3 separate regions of the Homo sapiens genome follow, and regions 1 and 3 are each linked to region 2. Evidence: read pairs that join two places in POLR2A ChIA-PET (ENCODE). Cell type or tissue: MCF 10A. All regions are shown on one strand. Links, peaks and the distances in the headings refer to the core of each region. The heading gives the core; the rest is flanking DNA.

Region 1 (7,779 bases), core at 1,722-6,721, 440 kb after region 2:
GCCTGGGTGTGAATTCAGGGCTCTGGCAGGAAACAGAATTCACTCCAGATGCTTCCAGTGAAGAGACAAGGTCATTCTGTGGGCAGCATCAGGGAAATTCTCAAGAGATGAGGATGCTCTCAGTGGCTAGCAACAGTAGCACGTCATGACCCTCCCTAAGGCTGAAGGATCAGTGGGGGTGGGAGGGACAGTGCTAGCCAAACCCCAGGAGAACCAGACTCACAAAAGAGGGTGCCAGCAGCCACTGCCTGGGAGGCGGCCTGAGCAGGAAGGAAGAGGGGAGGAAATGCACAAGCCCTCTCCTTGCTCCTTTCCAGATCCTTGCCAGCTGCTGGAGGGAGCCACTGATGTAGTCAGTAGGGGCCACCTCCCAGGCTGGAGCAGGGCAGGGAAGGGCAAGGAATGGAGAGGCAGCCTGGGTAGAATAGAGAATACCAGCACACCTCTTTTCTTTCCCTACAATGACGACTGTCATACACACTGCACAAACCCAAGGGGAGGATTATTGATAAGGCGTGTGACAGTCCCAGCACAAGGCCCCTCATGTGCTAGCCTTGACAGACGGTAGCTTCAAACTCTCCATCTCTCTTTTTTTCAAATGTGCACACACACACTCCACATTTCCTCAAATCTCTGAATGGCTGTCATAAGGAAGAAGGAGCGAACATGTTCTGGGAGGGCCAAGGGGGAGCCCGAGGACAAATTGTGTAGCTGTCAGAATTCTGTGGCTCCTGGAATAGGCATGCCCCAGGGGCACTGCCTCCTGCCATGGGAAGCATGGTGCTCTTAACATGTGCCTGCTGTGTGTGAGTGCAGCTCATGTCACATGCTCCCCATCCTCCAATCCACACCAGCTCTCAGGGCAGCTGATGGTCATGCCTTCGCTTTGCAGGTGAGGATGCTGGCCTCAGAGGGACGGGTGCTTGCCCAAGGTTGTCCTGGAGCCAGGCTATATCAATCAGGATAGGCCAGGTTTTGCTGCTGTAACAACCCCCAGAGCTCGGTGGGTCAAGACAATATGGGCTTGGCTCCTGCTCATGTTACCTGTCCATCAGGGGTCAGCTGGGGGCTCTGCATTTCACCATCCTTCCTCTGGGACCTAGGCTGTCAAAACTGTAGCCATCTGAGATATTGTTCTCACGCTGGAGATTTTATTTGGTCTGGAGGTCACGCACGTCACTTCTGCTTACAATTCGTTGGTCAGACTGGTCACATGCCCCTATCCAAGCAAAGGGGCCAGGATGGTCAGTCCTACTACGTGTCCAGAAGGTGGAGAGCTGGAACTATTAGAAGAACAGCATTAGTGGCTGCTACATGAGCCATGGCTTCCTTTCAGGCCTAGGGAACTCCAGGTGCAGAGCTCTTCCTGCTGCTCCAAGGTTGACGTCACCCTGGCAGAGGCTGGTGGAGTGCCATGGCACAGTGGGAAAGGCTAGAGCAGGGGCTGTCTCAGATTCTTGTGGGCTCATTCTGTGGCCACCTAAGTAGGATGCTGAGGAAGTCAGCAGATCTCAAGAAAGATGGCCCTGGGCCGTCAGAGCAAGATCAGGAGAGGCAGCATGTAGTGCAGAGAGGAGAGGGCTTGGTACCTCCCAGGACCCTGAGCTTCCTGTCTCCACTCTCCTGGGCCACACATGGAGAGCCCTTCGCTGCTTATGGAGGCGGGATCCCTTTCGGAGGCTGTCTTTCCAGCTGCAAGTGCTCTGGGCAGGCTGGAAACGGTGTTCTGAAGAGCCGCATGAGGCCATTTCATCAGAGTGCTACTCAGGCTGCTAGAAAACTGGCCACAGAGCCATTCTTCTTCCACAACCCCTGACTGCAACTAGATGGAATTTATGTACTTGTCATCCCCATTCGGTGGCCAGGCTGGGGAAGGAGAGGAGTGTGATTCTACACAGTGGACTCCACAGAGAGAGGAGGTGAGTGGAGTCAGTCTTTCTGGAAGCCCTGCCCTGTGCTTGGCCCTAGAAGGGCACCACGCTGCTGGTTGCTGCCACATGCATTAGCTCCTGTCGCTCTCCCCTCCCTGGCCACCCTGCTTCACACACTTTCACTCTTCTTGAGGAAGCTGTGTTCCCTGCCTTGTGGACTCCATTTCTGCATCTCCCAAGCCACCAATGACTCCTCTTACACGATCTTGCAGAAGCACTCAACACGGCTGGCCATTTTTGATTTCATTCTGTTTTATTCTTCTGTGCCGTCACACTCTCTTGCTACCCATCTGTGGAATATTCTTTCTCTCTCCATCTGGCCCCTGGGTGCCTGTGGTCTGCAGACCTCCATGCACAGTTCATATTTTCTCTTTTTGGCCGTCTAATCCCTACCATGAGCTTCTGCAGCCCATCATTGATGAATCCCAAACCCAGACCTCTTTCTGGAATTCAAGGTATGTTCATCCATGTGCCTAGCTGACATGTCCACTTGGATATCCAACAAGCTCCTACAACTGAACATGGGCCTTTCCCCCAAATTGTCCTTGTGTCCAGTCATTCTTGTTTCAGTCAATGGCGTACTTATCCACCAACCGTGGAAGCCAGAAACTCGAGAGCCCTCCCAGCTTCCTTCCTCTGCCTGTCTCCAGAGTAGGTCCTGAAGCCTGACCTCCTCCATAGCCACCACCACCATCTCCAACCTGGAATAGGACAGCAGGCTCTTTGGTACCTTGTTCCCTTCAATCCATCTCCCTGCTGCCACAGGGATTTACAAAAATCTGGTCCAAAAAATTCCCTAATTCTTAAAACGTTCAAGGGTCCCTTTACCCCAGTTTTAAATCCAAACTCCTGAACAGGGCACCTTTATGATCCAGGCTCCTGTCCCTTCTGCAGCCTCTTCTCTCCCCTACCCTGCACCCCATGCCCAACTCTGTCCCTTTGCACACTCTCTGTTTGTCCTGCAATGCCTTTCTCTGCCTCCTCTCTGTTTGGATGGCTAATTCCTTCTCAACTTTTCCAACTCAGTTAACATATCATTTGTTTTAGGAAGCTTTTCTTAACGTCCCCAAAGCAAGTGTGCCTCCTCCACATTCTTGTAGACTCCTGTATGTAAACACCCTATGGGAAGGCAGAGGGGGTGCTGCCCCTCCTCTCCCGAGTGTTTTTGGAGGGCAAGCTTGAGTCCAGAGCCCAGCACAAGGCTTATCTGGCAGTCAATCAATTCTTGTGAATAAATAGGCAAGTTGGCCTGCCCCCAAAGTCCCTCAACAGTGGCCTCAAATCACAGAGGGACCTTGGAAATCATGTAGCCTAATGATTCATTCCGCAGACGAGAACTGTGAGGTTCTTCAAGGAGGTGAAAGTTCTCAGTGAAGGAGTGAATATTGAATCTAGATTGGTGAACTTCCAAACAAAGACCACTTTTATTTTTTAATATTGTACTATGTAATGGAGAGTTTATTTCTCTTGTTGACTTTATACAGAAGCACTGAAAGTTCATGTGAAATCATTCATCAAATACAGACAAGCAAAAAGAGAAAAGATAGAATTTGCTTAGTAATTGTACCACCAAACCAGAGATAACCATTGCTGATTGCTTGGCATGTTACCTTTCCATCTTTTCCCTGGGCAGATAAATATATGTCCATTTTTAAAAACAATACTATGATTGCACTACAAATCTGTTTCACCCATGCTTTAAACATATTTATAAATCCCTATTCATATTTGTCAAAGACTGTATAGTTTTAATGTTTTTAGTTGCGCTACAATATAATTCAGTAATCAGACATGATTTTTGGATCTTGAAGTTGGTTCTATTTTTTTTGTTATTATAAACAGAGCAATGAAGAACATCATTACAGTGAAAAATTTGGTCAATTCTTAATTACTACTTTAGCATACATTCTTAGAAGTTGAACTGAAGTAGAACTGGTGGGTTGAAGGATTTGCACTTTTGTGCATTTTGCCAAATTGCCCTCCTAAAAGGCTGACTAATCAGAGTTTATATTTACCAGTTTATTGTCTTGTCAACCTGAGAGGAAACTCTTTGCACCAGAGATTGAAGGACTTGTCTCTGGTAGCAAATTTCCCTCCAGTCATATGTCTCAGTATGGAGGTTGTAAACTGGAAGCCATGGGCCATCTTCTTTTGAATCCATGATGTTTTAAAATATTTGAATTAAAGCCAGGTGCAGTGGCTCACACCTGCAACTCCAGCTACTCAGGAGGCTGAGGCAGGAGGATAGCTTGAATCCTGGAGTTTGAGGCTTCAGTGAGCTATGATTGTACCACAGCATTCTAGCTTAGGTGACACAGTGAGACTCTGTTTTTAAAATACACACACACATACACACACACATATAAAATGCTGGACGTAGTGGCTCACCTGTAATCCCAGCACTTTGGAAGGCCGAGATGGGTGGCTCATGTGAGGTCAGGAGTTCAAGACCAGCCTGGTCAACATGGTGAAATCCCGTCTCTACTAAAGATACAAAAATTAGCCAGGTGCAGTAGCGTGCACCTGTAATCCCAGCTATTCTGGAGGCTGAGGCAGGAAAATCACTCGAACCTGGGAGGCAGAGGTTGCAGTGAGCTCAGATAGCACCACTGTACTCCAGCCTGGGTGACACAGCAAGACTCTGTCTCAAAAAAAAATATATATATATGTATATATATACATACATATATATTTGAATTAACAGCCAACTTTTTTCTTTTTTTATTATTATACTTTAAGTTCTAGGGTACATGTGCATAACATGCAGGTTTGTTACATATGTATATATGTGCCATGTTGGTGTGAACAGCCAACTTTATGTATTAGTAAATTTCACCAAAAAAAAAAAAACAACCTGAATTTCTGGCCTCTACTTCTGAAGGGCATGTGCTGTCACAATTTGCCATAGTCTCTACCTCTCCCTGTTGCCACCCAGCCTGCTTCAGTCATTTATTTGCCAGGCCCCTCTAGGTGTTAGGATTTGTAACCCCTATATCAGTTCCTTTTCCCCATTTAAAAATGGCCCACCAGCATATAACACCATGCTCTTTATTCTGATTAACTACAAAATTAATTTTTTAAAAAACAAATCCTATTTGTAATAATAATATTCAGGTTAATCATTTAGGAAGCTGCTTCAGAGAAACCCCGAACGTCTTTAGCCAATATAAAATACCATGAATCACTTTGGACTCCACAGTGCATTATGTATTTAAAAACAGAAAATTAGACACAGGAGAATTCATCTTAACTTCATTAGATATGAAATATTAATTCTCTTCTGGGTTTCATATTATTTACATATTTAATAACATGTTAGCTACAGTCTTTGACTGAGAGCAATTAGAGGCCAGGGGCTGTCTCCTGCCTTAATCTTAAAGATGCCAAAATGTTTTGATATTGTGGGAAGAAGGGATTGCTAAGGAGAGTTGGATGCTGTTGCCTCCATTCCCTTGCTCATATGTCGTAATTGGTTAACCATGTATTTCTCTTAAACAGGATATTGATGACTTTGCCTGACCCAGTGAGAATTCCATTTCTCCATTCCCATCCCTTTCTCTGCTCTAGCTGGGAAGAGGAGATTGTGGCCATTTTGTTTTACTAAAACACAAAGACAAATGTTCATCCAATATTTTTGGATCCCTTTTTGCCTTTCTTAGGTCCTTTTAGAGCCTCAGTTTCCTCATAAGTAAAATTGGGGTAAAAGAACAAACGTGCTGGACTGTTGTGAGGGTAAAGGGGCTGAATGTGGAGGAACACACAGACCCATGTCTCACAAGGGGCTGCTGCCTGGCTGGGGGTAGGTCCTTTCTCGCTGCATCAGTGAACTGTGCCTTGGGCCTCTGCACTATCCTTGGTGCCTCTCTGCACCTTAGCATGCGGCCCCTGTCATCACGTCACCAAAGGCCCACATGAATGCTATCAGAAGTTTGCAATGATGAATGTATCTCTGGGAGCCACATCTGCAGTCATTGCAATGAGAATCAGGTGAGGCTCTTCAGGCCTTGGGAGGCTGGTGGGACAAGTTCAGCCTTGACCTGGGCCTGGGAGGGAGGGAGGGTTAGGACAGAGGCCCTAGAGAGATAGGGTGTGTATGATGAGTGCAGAGCATAGAGCTGGCTGGTGGTGAGCTTGGTGCAGAGGGTCATAGAGAACAAGTCAGCCTGGTGATATGGGAGTGAGGGGGTGGGCAGAGACAGGGCTGGGGAGGTTCAATAGATTGCTTTTAAGACCAGAGAGTATCAAAGTTATAAGGGACCTCGGGAAAAGCCTAGAGTCGGGGATCATCAACCGGTGGCCCTAGACAAGATCATGCCCGTTGCAGATATCTCTTTGGCTCATCTGATGTTAACTATTATTATTACTTTTGTTAATTTTCAAAATCTTTTAGATACAGCCTGCATTTTCCAGTTACCCCCAGTCTCCTCCACTCCATCCATTTACATGACTTACTGGTTCTAGCTTCCAACCATGCCCCTCTTTCGATTTGAAGAATGAGGGAACTGCAGTCTTACAAATAGAAGCTGCCTGCTTGGGCTGCACACTGGGTGAGAGGTGCAGCGTGATTCCATGCCAGGTTGCCTGTCACCTGGTCCAGGGACCTTGGAGGAGCTTGGATGGAGCCCTGTGGATAACAAGGAGCTCCTACAGGCCCAGAGCTGGGCATTGACGTCTGGGAATCCTGGGTATGCTACGGAGGAAATTGTGGGTTGCGGGGCAGGCACAGTGGTGGCTGGAGCCCAGACTGCTGTCTGGACCTCAGAACCCCATACCTCTCCATTAAGCACAGGCTTCCCAGGCAGGGGCTGGCTCACTGCAGCCAGCATTGTTACCTCCCACACTGCTGCCTCCCTCTCTCCCTCCTCAGCGGAGGGCCTTACGACTCTCTCCTCCACTCCTTAGTGGGACACTGAGACGCCAGTGTGTCTCCCAGTCACATCTCCACTTCCTGATAAAGACAGTTATCTGCAGAATCCCAGGTGGACTTTTTAAGAAAAGGGTTTCCCAGTTATTCTGGAATGAGACTTGGGTGGTTCACGGAGAACTGGGTGTGCAGAGTGCTCTCACCTTATACCCCAATTGAGTCTATCAGGATTAATGTCACGCTAATGAACACAAGAAGGATTAAGCATGATTTGTCACTTGTTGTAAAGTGCTTCCAGGCATCACCAATCCATCACAGCCACTCTCCAGAAACAAGAACCCAGTGAGTCTGTGAGATGCAGTCTGGGGAATCAGGATCAGGAGAATCGCTTTTTATAGTTAACCTGCCCTGGTGATGATTCCAGGAAGCAGTGGAGCTTGAGGCTGAGGCTCAGGCACACATGAGATAAGTATGACACCCCAAACCGTGCTGTAGGAGCAGTGCTCCTTCTTCCCTGAAATCCTGAACCTTTAAACACATCCTCTCTGTTTTCAGCACTAGAACCAGGGTTTGGGGGATAAAGGCTGAAGGGGAGTTTCCATCTTACAAATAGGGAAATTGAGTCAGAGGATCTATGCAGCCTCAAATCTGTGGCAGTTAGAGAGCAGTTCTAGTTCTGGCCCTGCTACCTACATGCTGTGTGACCTAGGTTTGGTTAAGACCCTTCTCTGGGCCCCGCCTGTTTCCCAATTCACAAAATGACAAGGTTAGAGTGGAAGATGTCTCCGCTAAAATTCTAACCCATCCCATGTGTTAGAGGGCATGTGGTTTTTTTCTTTCTTTTCTTAAAAAAAAGTTTTCTAAAACAGCTTTATTGAGACATAATTTACATACTGTACAATTTGCCCATTTAAAGGATACAATTCAATGGTTTGGGGTATGTTCACAGATATGTGTAACCATCACAATTTTAGAACATTATCA
Region 2 (7,779 bases), core at 1,822-6,821:
GCTTTTCTTTTTCTTCTTCATTAATTAAATTTTCTACATGAATGTGCATGCTTTATTGTCAGCAAAGAATAAAGCTTTTTTTTTTTTTTTTTTTTTGATGGGGTAGGAAGAACAGCTCAGAATCCCAAGTAACCCTTTCTTTTAAACACAGAGGATGGAAGCAGCCCTCTCTCTGCTGGTCTATTTTAGGATCTTCTGGATGGGCAAGGAGTTCTACTGCCCAAAGCAGCCCAACCTTTTCTGCTCCCTGATTCCCAGCGTACCCCTTCCCCACCTCTGCCCATCCAGAAAAACTCAAATCTCACCTCCTCCAAGAAGCCCTCGCTGCTAGCTCAGCACCTCTCTTCCTCCTGGGGAACAAGGCCTTTCCTCACTCTGCCCTCCCCTAGCTGGCACTATCCACTCCAGAGGTCTTGTACCGGTCTCTGTTCCAGGGGCAAGGGGTTTGCCAAGACCCCAGCACAGCGGTCTTGAGGGGCAGGGCCACCTTCCTTCCTATGTCCTTTCAAAGCACTCGCTCTGCTTTTCTTCTTGGAACTTCGATACAACCTTATGAGAGGTGGACATGGGTTCAGGGAAGAAAAGTGATGAGCAGGTCACACTGCTGGACTTAACCCCAGTCTGACCAAGTCCATCAGGGCTCACTCTGCAGCCCCAGGCTGCTTCCCATGGGAGGCTCACAGCAGGCACTCAGCTGACAGACCCTCACCCGCAGGGCAGCACTGCCCTGGCCCATCATACATCTCTTCCTCCACCCTGTCCCCGCCAATGCCGTTTCACTACTCACGCCCCTTCTCCTTCCTCCCCAGGATTTCCCTTCTCCTCTGGCTGTGCTTTGGTCTGCAGTGACCCTAGCTGATGTTCTGAAGGTGTTCAGAGCTAAGGAGGCCAGTGACCCCACATCAAAAGGGGAAAAGAGAGAAAAAGTTTCTGAGCTTTGTAAAAGATGCTACTGGTTTTTCTCTGTTTTATGTCAAATAACCTGTAACACTCCTGGCAATGGTACATTTGAGCCCTGAGTATAGAAAAGAATTTGGCAGGACAGTTTAAAATGTCCAGACTTGAAGGTGTCAGATTTTGTAAGTGAAGAAATTCAGAACACAGAAGCAAACCTCAATTCAGGGACACTGGAGAAGTCCCTCAGCTGTTCAGACCACAGATTCTGTAAAAAAAGGATAGCAGATGTCCCCAGATCTCCCAGTCCCCTCCCAAGTTTCAAGAATTCTAAGGCTATCCTGGGGATATCAGTAGTCAGCGTAGGCTGGGCGCGGTGGCTCACGCCTGTAATCCCAACACTTTGGGAGGCCGAGGCAGGCGGATCACTTGAGGTCAGGAGTTCAAGACCAGCCTGGCCAACATGGTGAAACCCCATCTCTACCCAGGGCTCAAATGTACCACTGCCAGGAGTGTTACAGGTTATTTGACATAAAACAGAGAAAAACCAGTAGCATCTTTTACAAAGCTCAGAAACTTATTCTCTCCTTTCCCCTTTTGATGTGGGGTCACTGGCCTCCTTAGCTCTGAACACCTTCAGAACAAAAATTAGCCAGGCGTGGTGATGCACGCCTGTAATCCCAGCTACTCAGGAGGCTGAGGCACAAGAATTGCTTGAACCCAAGAGGCAAAGTTTGCAGTGAGCCAAGATCCCGCCACAGCACTCCAGGAGACTGTGTCTCAAAAAAAAAAAATAGTAGTGAGTGTAAATGTCTATATCATAACAACGTGTTCTAACAAAGATCTGTCAACCATGGATAATCCAGATTTTATTTGGCTAGTATAACGTTAGCATAACAACCAGTTGCAACATGTTTCTTCAGAGCCTAGATTTTTAAAAAATCTATAAAAGGCAGGTATAGGGCAATTAGAGAGATTTAAGAAGAACTATAGACTAGAGGATATAATTGCATCAGTGCTGAGGTTCTTGGGTCTAATAATGGTGGTGTGTCATGTAGGAATATGTACTGGTTTGTGCATACTTCAAGGTTTAGGGGTAAACTGTCCTGATGTCCACAACTTTTTTCCAAATGAATCAGGAAAACAAGTTTTATATGGATACATCTGCAGAGTGAGAAAGTAAAAAAGCAAATATGGCCCAGGCGCAGTAGCTCACTCCTGTAATCCCAGCACTTTGGGAGGCCAAGGGGGGGTGGATCACTGAGGTCAGGAGTTCGAGACCAGCCCAGCAAATATGGTGAAACCCTGTTTCTACTAAAAATACAAAAAAATTTGCCGGGCATGGTGACGAGAGGCTGAGGCAGGAGAATCGCTTGAACCCAGGAGGCAGAGGTTGCAGTGAGCTGAGATCACACCATTGCACTCCAGCCTGGGCCACAAGAGTGAAATTCCATCTCAAAAAAAAAAGCAAATATGGCAAGCTGTTAACCACTGGTGAGTCTCGGTGACGACTAAACAAGTGTTTATCGTACTTTCCCTTCCATTCTTTGATGGATCTGAACATTTTCAAAACAAAATGTCAGAGAAAGAAAGTATCATTAAAATGTTTAAAACAGAAAATTCGAAGAAAAATAATCCCACTGCCCAAATAATTCTATAAAATATTTGTTGCTTACTGCAGGAAAAAAAAATAGGCATCAAAAAATTAAAAAGCCAGGCATGGTGGCTCACACCTATAATCCCAACACTTTGGGAGGCTGAGGCGGGCAGATCACCTGAGGTCAGGAGTTCAAGACCAGTCTGGCCAACATGGTGAAACCCCATCTCTACTAAAAATACAAAAATTAGCTGGATGTAGTGGTGCATGCCTGTAAACCCAGCTACTCAGGAGGCTGAGGCGGGAGAATAGCTTGAACCTGGGAGGCGAAGGTTGCAGTGAGTGGAGACTGCGCCACTGCACTCCAGCCTGGGCAACAGAGAGAGACTCCATCTCCAAAAATAAATAAATAAATAAATAAATAAATAATTTTTGCTATTTAACAATTGATTTAAAAACAAGTGAGTAATGTTGTGCTACTGCTGCCATGTTTCATGTACCCCAAAAGGGAAAATATCCTAAGAGAATCTTTCCTCTTAATAAACTAATGTTTAGGCAAACAGATAAAAATAACACTTGAAGAAAAAATCTGGTTGGCTCATGCCTGTAAGCCCAGCACTTTGGGAGACCGAGGTGGGTCAATAACCTAAGCCCAGGAGTTCAAGACCAGCCTGGGCAACATAGTGAGACCCTATTTCTACAAAGAGAGAAAGAGAAAGAGAAGGAGAGGGGGAGGGGGGAAAGGGAGAGAAGGGGAAAGGGGGAGATAGGAAAGAGACAAAAGAAAAGAGAGGAAAAAGAAAAAGATCTATCATATAATTTCTTAGTGGTAGAATTAAAGAAAAAAAAAAGGATGTGGTTCCCAAAATGAGGGCCTATACAAACACAGGAGACATGATGAAGTTTGAAAATATTCTATCCAAATATTCTGGTCCCCTTGTCTCTGTGTCACTGGAGAGTGGTAGAATTTCCAGGCAGGTTCTATCTCCTTTCCCATAGATAGCATAGCCCCTGAGGCTCCCCAGAGACCCTCCGAAGTCCTGTGATTGCCCATTCAGGAGTGTGGGACCACCAAACACTACTCAAGACCAGCATGGCTTCAAGGAAGCTTTGGCCTCAGGGTAGCTGCTGCTACCACAAGCACCTTCCTCCCAGGAGCCAGAACAGCCTTCTCCATCAGCGCAGGTGACCAAGTGGCACATGGCTCACTTGGCCACCACGCTTAGGCCAAAGCAGCCCTGCATGTCCCCATCAACCTGGCCTCCCCAAAGACCTGGATTCTGTTTCCACATCTCCACCCTCTACCACACGTGGACTCTGCAGTTCCCTGGGACTTCACTTTTCTTGGAGAAGGAGAGAGAAAAAGGGAAGCAAATCCTGAATTGCTCGTAGGATTTAAAAACCTCTCCACAGAGGGGAGCTGGGGACAAGGTAGGGGAGACAGTGCTAGCAGCACAATCTGAGGACGGGTCCCCTGCCAGCCCTCCGGGCACACAGGGAGCAAAAGGAGAGGCAGAGGCACATGGGAGCAGGGGCTGGGAGATGCTGCATGGCGCAGGCTGTGGGCTTGGCTATTAAAGCCAGAAAAGGCCTGCCTCCTCCTGCCAATAGAGTTATCTTTTAATCCGAACCCCAATGACACCACCTGGCACCAGCGCAGGAGCAGCTCCTGACGGCACACGAGTCACGCGGCTGGGCCCCGCGTCTATCCCTTCAGGTCAGGGCTTGCCCTGAGTGCTCCTGAGGAAGTGGGCCCCTGCCCCCTCCATGGCCTGGCTCCTGACAGGCCTGTGCATGCCTGAGAGGGCCAGGCAGGCGGTAAGGAAGTAGAGGAAGCTCCGTGCTGTGCAAGGTCACCAAATGCTAGATGCAAAGACCCAGAAAGGGAGGGCACTCACCCAAAGTCACCCACGCCGGGACGGGGCAGCAATCCCAGGATTCTCCTCCTACCCAGATGCGGCAAAGAGGTTTGCAGCCCAGGACAGCTGTTATCAACTAGCCAGTGCTGGAAAACAGCAGGTAGCACCCCAGACCTGCCACTCTCCACGTACTCAGACAACTCATGGCCCAATCTGAAGATGGCTTTCCTCTGAATTCTCCCACATCTGTGCCCTCCTGCAGGGCTTGGTTTCTGAGGTCCCATCCGCCTTGAAGTTGGCAAGGGCTAGGGTAGCATGTAACCTATCTCCCTAGTAAGGATGGCACTGACTCTGCTGTGGCAGCATCCAGGCCAGGCAGCCATCCAGGCCCTCCCAGACTGGGGGAGCTCAGCACCTCCAGAGGCAGCCACCTCACCACAGACCAACACACCCTGCTGCAGCGTTCTTCCTTGTGGGCAATGGAAATCTGCCAGCAGGAACTGGTAGCAGAAAACTCCCCAAAGCCTGCTCCAATTCTCCACCCCAGTACAATGGGCGTGCCCTCAGGATTCCAACAGCCAAGGGCAAAATCCCGACTCACTGGCTTGGGACTCTGGGCAAGTGACTTACTCTCTCTATGCCTCAGTTCCCTCATCTGTAAAATGAGGAGAGTAGTGGCCTTCATCTTAGAGTTGCTGGGATGAGATGATCCTTGCAACCTCCCGGGGCACACATGAGTGGTCAACAAATGCTTTCTATGGCTACACTACAATGCACAGTTCCACAGGCTCAAGGCCCAGCTTTCTGCCCCTCTCCTCATACTCATTCCACTTTCTCATGACCAGACTTGTGCTCAGCAAGTGTCCACTCCTATAGGTTCGCTCAGGGGTAGCTGGCTCACCAGGGACACATTTTAAACCCTGGCCTCTTCCTCCAAAACTTCAGCTCAGAGCCTTGGCAAGCCATCCCTGCCGCCCACTGGAGATGGCTGACGAGAAAACCAGAAAGAGACCATGAAAGAGGAAGGCTCTTCTCACTCCTCACTCATCCTTATCTTGGACCAGTATCCTCCACACAACACCAACACCCAAACATAACAGCAAATGGATATAATCTTATCAATTTCATCCTCCACAACCTTCTACGGCTCCCTCTGGCCTAAAGTCAAAAAGCCTTACCCCAGACTTTAAAAGGAAGAGATAAACACTTAGTGAACATTTGACTATGTGTCAAGTTCTCTGCTCTACAGTGTATATATATTATATCATTTAATAACTCCCTCTAAAATTCGTCTTATTGCTTGCATCTTACAGGTGAGGAAGCTGAGGCTCCAAGACACTAGGCAACTTACCTAAGCGTCACAGCTCAGAAACAGAAGCAGATTTGGAGGCCAGATCTGGGAGGCCACAAGGCTGGGTCCTTGGCACAGCCTCTACCTCCTCTCCAGGTCATCTCCTGCAACCCCTCCCTGACCCAGCCACTGTCCAGTCACCACGGTGCCCATGGTCACCTGGCACACCTGGCTGTGTCCTACATTAATGCATATCCTCACGCTTCTGCTTCTCCTGCCTGGAACGCACCTACCTATCACCTAATGAACTTCTACTCAGCCCAGAAAGCTCTGCTCTCAAGTTATCTCCTTCAGGAGACAGACCTTCACCCCGGGGCCCCCTTCCATAAGAGAAAAACGATCCCCTTTGGCTGGGCATGGTGGCTCACGCCTGTAATCCTAACACTTTGGGAGGCCAAGGCGGGTGGATCACTTGAGGTCAGGAGTTTGAGACCAGCCTGGCCAACGTGGTGAAACCCCGTCTCTACTAAAAATACAAAAATAAAGCCTGGGCACAGTGGCTCACACCTGTAATCCCAGCACTTTGGGAGGCCGAGGCAGGCATATCACGAGGTCAGGAGTTTGAGACCAGCCTGACCAACATGGTAAAACCCCATCTCTACTAAAAATATAAAAATTAGCCAGATGTGATGACATGAGCCTGTAATCCCAGCTACTCAGGAGGCTGAGGCAGGAGGATTGCTTGAACCCGGGAGGCGGAGGTTGCAGTGAGCCAAGATCGTGCTACTGTACTCCACCCTGGGTGACAGAGCGAGACTCCGTCTCAAGTAAATAAATAAATAAATAAGCAAGCAAGCAAGCCGGGCATGGTGGTGCACGCCTATAGTCCCAGCTACTTGGGAGGCTGAGGCAGGAGAATGGCTTGAACCCGGGAGGCAGAGGTTGCAGTGAGCCAAGATCGCGCCATTGCACTCCAGCCTGGGTGACAGAGTGAAACTCCATCTCAAAAAAAAAAAAAAAAAGAAAAGAGAAGAAAAAAGAAAAACAATCCCTTTCCTTGGATGTGTTTCCCAAGCGCCCACAGCAAGGCACAACTTATCAGTCCCCAAGTCAGCTGTGCTGCCGTCTGCTCCCTAATGTGGACCATTCATCCTGACTACTACAGCACAGTACGTTTACTTGAAGAAGTGAATAAATGATGTTCCTTCTGACTTACAGACCAAGAAACAGGGCCGTCAGAGCAGACTTGACCTTTACAGGGACAACTGGTAAACAGCCCATCTACAGTAGCATCCTGGAGGTTACACCTGGCAAAGAGTTACCCCTTGGCTGGGTGCACCTGAGCAAACCCATCTGGACTAACGCCGGTGTCAGGAAGTAGCACATCCACACAGTGCAGCTATGGCCCTCTGAGGAAAGACTGCTGCATCGCATCAGAAAGGCAGCATCCGTGACTTCTGCGGTCCACGCTGACGGGTGGGGAGGCACCTTGGGGCCTCCTTCCCGCACTGCAGACAATGGCTGGGAAGCCCACACCCCAGCCTCCTGGCACTCTCACTTCTAGGCACAGGATGCAGCAACCCCTGGCAAAAGCAGCTCCTCTTTGCTGACCTGGACATAAGGACGCCAGGACCCACAGTGGGCCTGAGCCAACAGCACCCGGCTCCAACGGTGGAGCAGCCCAAGGTCCCCCTGGGGAAGGGCTGGAAAGACGAGCTCTCTGTCCTGACCCACTTCTCCCTGCACACTCTTCCCAGATCTGGCCTGGCCCAGCCAGAAAGCCAACTATGAGATCCTTCTCATCTTATGACATTAGTAAGAGAAATACTCACTCGTATGCTGGTATTAGCACATTAGACTCCCCAAGGCCACTCCCACTTTACAGAGGAACAAAGTGACACCCAGAGCCAAGTCCCTAAACTGAGCTCCTCTCACTCGCTGCCACCGAGCTGCACTCACACCACAGCTCTCCCTTAGAGGGAACAGACAGGTGTGGTCTCTGTCTCCCTTCCAGGACAGGCTTGGACACTGAGGAGATGCCGTGCCTATTTCCCAAACACCGAGTAAAAGGAACCCCTGGGGTCCAGCCCACACCCAGGTTCTGATTCACAGACCTAGGGTGAGGCCAAGGGGTTTAA
Region 3 (7,779 bases), core at 1,860-6,859, 77 kb before region 2:
GTCAGGATAATAAATGCAAAGCTGGGCCCTGCTGTTTATTCCCAAGGGAGCCTTGATATGGAACAGTCAAGAAAAGCAGACGTTTAACATTTATCTCAATGAACTGTGCAGGCCCAGACTGCTCCAGAACAGGAGCGCACAAGTCTCACTTCCAGCCACGGAACAGCAGCCTAAGAGACACGGCAGCTGCTCCATCTTTTCTCCCCAGCGCCAGAGTTCCCCAAGATCTCCATGGGCTACCTTTGTCCGACTCTCCTCTGGGGTTCACTTTCCATACAAAAATGTATGAAGAGCCATACAAAACAGTCCAGAATGAGGCCAACAACCTCAGGGACACAGAGCAAGGCTCCTAGCTGAGGGGTCACCTGAATGACCATAAGGCCCCCACAGAAAGCGGAAGGCGAAAGCAATGGCTCTGACAGCAGCATGGGCATGGCTGGCCCATGAAGGAAGCAGCCCTTCCCAGTAGAGAAATGAGCTCAGTCCCAGGAGGTGACAGGAGCTCGTGTGGGGAGCCCACCCGCAGATCTGGACATTAGGATGCAGGCAGAGATGAAAAGCTTGGCACCCTCTGCAGCACAAAGTCCAAGTGGTGCAGTTACCCAGGCGGGCGCTGGAGGGCAGTGAGTTGGACCCATGGGTGGCTCTCATCTCGGAGTAGTCGCTGCAGGTCCTGTGGCTCAGGTCCAGGCTCAGGCGTCCCTGGTGCTGGACACTGCGTAAAAACAAGAGGTGAGGAGTTCGGGAGGAGAACCAGGAACAGATGTGGCCACTGGGGAGAAACACACAGACCAGGCAAGGGTTCCCAAGCGGGCAGAAGGGAGGCCCAGGAGCCACTGATTATCAGCCGAGGATAGCAGGCTGCCCTCAGCCACTCCCGGAGGTGGCATCCACTAAGAGCCTTCAGGAAGTAGAAAGGGCCACACACATGGGGCGGTCAGTATCATACCCACTCCAGCCATAGGGTCAGGATTAGGCTCACTAGGAAGAAGTGATAAAAAACAGAGGTTTTGCAACCTGGGTGGGCCTGGGGAGGGGGAACCTGTCCTCCCAGGAAGTGGGTAAGGAGAGACAAGGCACAGAGGACTTTGGGGAGGGGACCTATGTGCCTCACTCGGGACAGCGTGCCTAAGAAAATGAAGGGCAGAGCAGGGATCGCCCACATCAGGCTGCCCTGAGACCAGGCCTCAACAGCATCTTTTTCCAGCTATGTAATGAGGTGACATCTCTTCCCTGCTTAAACTCTACAGTGGTCTCCACTGTCCTTAGAATAAAATCCAAACTCTTCATCACCGCTGCAGGTCCCACAGGGTTTGTGCCCTGTGACCTCAAACCTCTTCTTGACTCGCTGCCCCTTTGACAAGCTCCCACGACTGTGCCTGGGTGCCCTGGCCTTGGCACCGATGGCCCTTCTCCCTGGAGGCTCCAGCCCAGGTCTTGTGCAGCTGGCCTCTTTCATCCTTCTGGTCACAGCAGCATCCCCTCTGCCACAGGGCCCTTCCTGACCACCCACTCTAACTTGCCACCCTCTTCCAAGTTACAGCCCAGCCTGTCACCCTGTTTGACTGCCTTCATAGCCTCTTGGCACCATCTGATATCACTTCGTTCATTTTTTTTTTTTGTCTGCCTCCCACATTTGAAAAACCACACGACATGAGCTAGAAGCTAATTTGTTTAGTTCAGCAATGTATCCTCTTATAATTAGGATAGACCAAGGCATGTAGTAGGTGCTCAAAAAATATCTGTCAAATGAATGAATAAGAGTGGCTTGGAGCCAGCCCACCCTCTTATGAAGTACCAGTTTCCTCATCTTCAAGACAGAAACAGTAATAGGACTTAGCCCATGAGGTTGCTGTTGATTCGGTGAAATGATATTCATAAAGGTCTGAGCACAGTGGCTGGGACATAAGCACTCAAACATCAGCTGCTATCACTATCGTGTCCTTCCAGTACCTTTTGAAACCTTGTGCTGATGAATTCAGAAAGCAGCCCTAAGGCTCCCTTTCCCTGTGCTGCTCTAGCCAGTCCCCTCCCAGGCAGGCAAGGAAGCTTCTCCACCAATGAGCCTCTTTATGCACTCATGGTTCCATGTCCAGGCAGGCTTGGGCAGCTGGAGTACAGAGAAGCGTAGGGTGCCTTCACATACCTGGGATGCAAACCCTGGGGGCCAGCATCTCGGGCCGCAGGTGGAGAGCTGCAGGGGCCGACCCTGTGACTGCGCACAGTGTAGATGGGGTTCCGCAGGATGGAGCTCACAGTGGTGCTGGGGGTCAAACTCCGGGGAACAGTGCCTAGAAATGGGCTTGGTGAGAAAAGACGCCCCAAAGGACCCAGCCAGCCCAGGACTTACACAAGCCTTTCCCCTGTATCCCAGGACGCAGCCGCAGTCTTTTGGGAAAAGGACTTGGGAGATGAGTTTTAACCACCAATTCACAATGTGGCTGTGGCTCCTGGCCTGTCTCCATTTGTAAAAAGGGGGGAAGTCTCTTTCATGCTTCCTATTTCCCAGGTTGCTATGGGGAGAAAGCATGTTGACAAGCTAAGACATGTCATGGCTATAAGACAAACCATCCCAGACAGGACAGCATTTCCCAGTTCTCTGGACCTCAGGGCTGAAAACACATGGCAGCTCTCTGAAATGCTGCCTCCCCTCTCCCTGGAGACTAGGCATCCCGAGTTTACACCGACCCTCAGCCCCAGCCCCTGGCTGGCTGACTCACCCACAGACGGCCTGCTAGGGTATAGCGGGGGGTTGCTGTGCCGGCTGGAATGCCCAGGCGAGTAAGGTGCCCACTCCTGGAGCTCCGGGGAGAGTTCTCCACTGGCCGGGACACACTTCTGTTCCTGCAGATGCAAGGGCAAGAGTGTCTGCTAGAAAGAGTGGAGTGTGGCCAGGCGCAGTGGCTCACACCTATAATCCCAGCACTCTGGGAGGCCGAGGCGGGCAGATCACCTAAGGTCAGGAGTTCAAGACCACCCTGGCCAACATGGCGAAATCCCGTCTCTACCAAAAATACAAAAATTAGCTGGGCATGGTAGTGGGTGCCTGTAATCCCAGCTACTTGGGAGGCTGAGGCAGGAGAATCGCTTGAACTCGGGAGGCAGAAGTTGCAGTGAGCCAAGACTGCACCACTGTACTCCAGCCTGGGTGACAGAGTGAGACTCCATCTTAGGGGAAAAAAAAAAAAAAAACCAAACAGTGGAACGCTTGAGCAGCTCTGCAAGCCAGTTTCTGCCCCCCAGGAACCAGCTCCTCCCACTGGGGCACAGGAAGGGACATGAATGGGAACGCTGCCCATTCATGTTGCCTTACACATCTTCAAGGAAGCAGCTTTACTTCAGAAGAAAACCACAGAGAATGAATCTTTCACAGAGATCACGTAAAAGGTGAGAATGCACAAGTGCATCAGGCACGTACAACTCTGCCCGATGTGGAGGGCTGTGCGAAGCTCTTTGTCCCCAGTGAGCAGTGTGGACTGGTGCCTGAGATGCTTTCCACAGTCCCCAGCAATCTCACCCTTCTGGAAACTATGACAGCACACGCAATCAGGCCGTCCCGCTGCCCACTCAGCCTCACACGTGCCACCTCATCTCCCTAGCCCTTCAAGGCAAGTCTATGCCCTAGGTTTTATTGTGTAAGTTCAAAAGCTTCTTATTAAAAAAGCAAACCAAATGCTATGCCCAATAAAGTGTTCCCCTCTTGTGTCACACTCCCACTACCATGCACTTCCACGCCACTTACCTACCTCCTAGCTGGGCCACTTCCCACTTGAGTCCAACAGCAAAGGCAAAGGCACCAGGCTAAACAGGGGCCTGGGACACTGGTGCAGGGCCACTTAGCAGCCCTCCTTCGGCCAACTGCCCCTCTCTAGGCCTCCCCTCCCCACACCCTGGGGCTCAGCTATACCTCCAGGAACTGAGCAGGAATCACTACTGGAGCAAGCTTCGGCCGAAAACTGGGAGCAGATTTTGGCCGGCGACGCTTCTGCCCCAGCTCATCCACCTTCTGGGAGGTGAGGTCCTCATCACAGGATTTCTTGGCCGGCAGGTGGGAGGAGTCCCCATCTCCTTCAGGGTAGTAGCTGGAAGCAATGCGGACCCTGGCCTTGCGAGGGGGTGATGCGTGCATGGGCTCCCCGGGGTCCACGTCAGGGGGCAGGGCGCTCGGGGGACTAGTGGATGGGGAGCTGCCCACCAGAGTGGCTTCTGACTCGGAGCTAGTCTCCAGCCTGTGCTGGAACTTAATGGAGTCGCTCCTTCTGGGAGGTTTTGGGGGTGTCAGAGGCCCCGCCCTCTTGGAGGGCTGGGGAGAGTGAGCAGGCCCAGGACCTGGAAGCAGGTAGTCTATTTTGGGGGGTGTCTGGGGGCGTTTGAAAGTGTTAGGGTCAAAGATGGACTTTCTTTGCTTTGGCTTTTTATAAACAGAGAGCTTCTCAGGCACTGCCGTGGAGCTGAGCATGGCCTTGGGCCAGGTCCCGCCGCTGTTGGAGCCTTCAGAGTCTGCCTTGTCCAGGGAGGCCTCCCCAACCCCACAGGGGCCCACCTCGGTCTCAAAGGGCAGCAGTGGCCGCCGGCCACGCACGTCCACCAGCCCAAAGCCACGGTCCCCAGAGGCATCTGAGCGGAAGGAGCTCAGGCTACGCTCAGAGGCACTGGGACAGGCCTGGGGGCAGACCTGCAAGGGTCCCCCAGGGAATGGCTTATGCAGAAAGGAGCTGCTGCCTCCTGGGGGGCCTGGCTCCTTCCTGTCTTCCAGCCTGTCCGTGTAGAAGATGTCTGTCTGCGTGGAGTTATTGTGCTGTATCAAGTTCCGTTTGTTATGAGCCTGGACCTCCGGGCCATGGGCTCGAAAACTCAGCATCTTATCAGAGTCTTTGATATTTTCAAAAATGTTCTGGCCACTCCACGAGGAGCTCTGAGGGAATACCTAGGCAGGGATTGCAGAGGAGTGAGAGAGAGAGTGAGATGGCAGGACTTGGAGCTGCCACTGAAAACCATCCCCAGAGGTAAAGCAATGGTCAGGAATGGGCCACCTGCCCCTTAAAAAAGAGACAGATAGACAGAGATGCACACACACATGAACACATATGCTTCTCCCTAATGGATAAGTTTTCTCATGGCTCTGGTCACTCTGAACTCAAAGAAGAGTCAAAGTTTTCTTAACTTTGAACACTTTCTGAAATTATCTGGGCCGGGCACAGTGGCTCATGCCTGTAATCCCAGCGCTTTGGTAGGCTGAGGCAGGCGGGTCACGAGGTCAGGAGTTCGAGACCAGCCTGACCGATATGGTGAAACCCCATCTATACAAAAATTACAAAAATAAGCCAGGCACGGTGGCATGCACCTGTAGTCCCAGCTACTTGGGAGGCTGAGGCAGGAGAATCGCTTGAACCCGGAGGTGGAGGTTGCAGTGAACTAAGATCACGCCACTGCACTCCAGTCTGGGCGACACAATGAGACTCTGTCTCAAAAAGAAGGAAATTACCTGCATAATGTCTTGAATATTTTTTTTAAATATTAAACATAAAAGTAAAAATTCATTGTTAAAAATATATCTCTTGTGGTACACCCAGACAACGGAATATAAATTAGCACTAAAAAGAACTGAAACAACGTGCAGGAACCTTAAGTGTATATTAGCAAATGAAGAAGCCATTCTATACACTCTGTGATTCCAACTCTATGGCATTCTGGAAAACACAAAAGCATGGAGGCAGTAAAAGGATCAGTTGTTGCCAGGGGCTTGCATAAATATGGGGAGCATAGGGAATTTTTAGAGCAGTGAAACTACTCTGTATGATATTACAATGGTAGTACATGTCATCACCTGCATCAAAACTCACAGAAAATACACCAAGACTGAACCTTAATGTAAACTATGCATTATAGTTAATACTAATGCATCCACATTGGCTCACTAATTATAACGCATGTACTAACTACACTAACGCAAAATGCCAAAATTGGGGAAACTTGGGGACAGGAGTGGGGATGGTGGTGATGGGGTGGTTGAGAGAGTGCTAAGAATTCTGTATCAGCCCAACTTTTCTGTAAACATAAAACTGCTTCCAAAAAAGTCAAATAATTTGAAAATAGTTAATTTAGAAAACATCTCTTAATAGAAAGTTAGAAAAAATAGGCCCAGCCATTTCATTAAGAGATGTTTTCTAAATTCGGCCTATTTTTTCTAACTTCCTATTATTAAACTTTTCAAATATGTAGAAAAGTATAATAAATGTCCATAAATGTACCATCTAGATTCAAAAATATTTCACTAAATTGTCTTTTTGTCTATAATGATACTACAGAACACTGGAAAGCAAGTTACAAATATCATGACATGTCACTTCCCTTCCTTTTTTTTTTTTTTTTTGAGACAGAGGTTCGCTCTTATTGCCCAGGCTGGAGTGCAAAGGCGTGATCTCAGCTCACTGCAACCTCCGCCTCCTGGGTTCAAGCGATTCTCCTGCCTCAGTCTCCTGAGTAGCTGGGATTACAGGAATGCACCATCACATCCGGCTATTTTTGTATTTTTAGTAGAGACGGGGTTTCTCCATGTTGGTCAAGGCTGGTCTCGAACTCCCGACCTCAGGTGATCCACCCGCCTCCCAAAGTGCTGGGATTACAGGCATGAGCCATTGCACCCAGCTTCTTCCTTTCATTTTTGAGATAGGGTCTCACTTTGTCACCCAGGCTGGAGTGCAGTGGCACAATCACAACTCACTGCCACCTCGACCTCCCAGGCTTTTTGTATTTTCTGTAGAGGCAAGGTCTCGCTGTGTTGCTGGGCTCAAGTGATTCGACTGCCTTGGCCTCCCAAAGTGTTGGGGTTACAGGCATGAGCAACCATGCCCGGCCATGACACATCACTTCTAACAACTTTAGCTTGTACCTCCCCCAAATAAAGCCATTCTCCTGTATAACAACCCCAATGCCATCATCATACCTAGGAAAACTGGCAACAATTCCCTAAGATCATCTAATTATCGGGTCCAGATTCAAATGTACCCAACTGTGCCCAACATGGCCTTGACTGCTGTTTTTTGATTTCAGACCAGCGTCCAGTCAGGGTTCCTGCCCCCTCTGCACTCAGTAAATGCCCACCCTGTTCTCAAGGATCCTGTGACCCCAAGGAGTAGCATGGCTATGTGGAGCCGGGGCTCTGCCCATACTCCTGACCGTGAGAGCAGAGCCAGGTCCAGCCCTTACCTTCAGGAGGGACAGGGTCAGGGAGTCCTGGCAGCTGCGCAGCAGAGATTCACATTCATTCAGAGACTTGTTGTCCAGTGCAATGCCATTGATCTAGAGCAGGACAGAGAGCATGTCAGGCCACAGGCAGAGCGGCCTCAGGCCTACCAGTCAGGATCTCTGCCTACCTAACCTCCTGTGCTAGACAGTCACCAAATGCAAGGTGCCAAAGTCAGGAGTTGGCAAAGGATAGAGGTCTTTCTGGTGAGGCCCAAGGAGTCCAACTAAGGGGATTCTGAGGTAGAGGAACACATAAGCCTTCACAGCAGGCTAGGGGAGGAGCATGTCCTTCTGGGATCAGAACACCGAGGACCCGGAGGGAACATCTTGGCACTGCTGTGCCCGGCCATGTGGCGTGGGACCTTGGCTCAGAACTTCCCAGCTCCTTGCCTCCACAGAGGAAATGGAAGATAAATACATGCATGTGGCTCGGGAGAGCGGGGGACTAAAAACAAGACCATGGATAGGAAAGGCCTTGTAGAGAAAGTACCACGCGAAGTGGGGCCCTGTGAGTGTTCACAAAGAACCTCT

The links. ChIA-PET counts read pairs that join two places held together with the same protein. Peaks named below come from ENCODE experiments on the same cell type or tissue, not always from the same donor. Only the 100,000 strongest peaks of a DNase experiment are listed, where the experiment ranks them.
Region 1: POLR2A ChIA-PET joins it to region 2 with 5 read pairs; 2 of 35 experiments call an interaction of 5 or more read pairs at or near these places.
Region 3: POLR2A ChIA-PET joins it to region 2 with 5 read pairs; 3 of 35 experiments call an interaction of 5 or more read pairs at or near these places.

The regions. Positions count from the first base shown.
Region 1 is chr10:78,336,350-78,344,128 of GRCh38, forward strand. No RefSeq gene overlaps it. Among named protein-coding and RNA genes, the nearest start is that of LINC00595, 73 kb to the left of the region's middle. In MCF 10A, for the core only: no CTCF peak of the experiment used is centred there; no DNase peak of the experiment used is centred there.
Region 2 is chr10:77,894,469-77,902,247 of GRCh38, forward strand. All of the region lies in intron 1 of DLG5 (discs large MAGUK scaffold protein 5), which reads right to left. LOC101929347 (a long non-coding RNA gene) reads left to right here. Exons shown (of 5, transcript XR_007062208.1): 5 at 5,664-5,738. Among named protein-coding and RNA genes, the nearest start is that of DLG5, 28 kb to the right of the region's middle. RefSeq lists enhancers at 6,689-7,216, 7,217-7,744. In MCF 10A, for the core only: no CTCF peak of the experiment used is centred there; DNase peaks (open chromatin) are centred at 4,223 and 4,853.
Region 3 is chr10:77,817,175-77,824,953 of GRCh38, forward strand. It overlaps DLG5 (discs large MAGUK scaffold protein 5), which reads right to left. Exons shown (of 32, transcript NM_004747.4): 14 at 7,210-7,302; 15 at 3,908-4,927; 16 at 2,721-2,844; 17 at 2,147-2,291; 18 at 603-715. Among named protein-coding and RNA genes, the nearest start is that of DLG5, 110 kb to the right of the region's middle. In MCF 10A, for the core only: no CTCF peak of the experiment used is centred there; no DNase peak of the experiment used is centred there.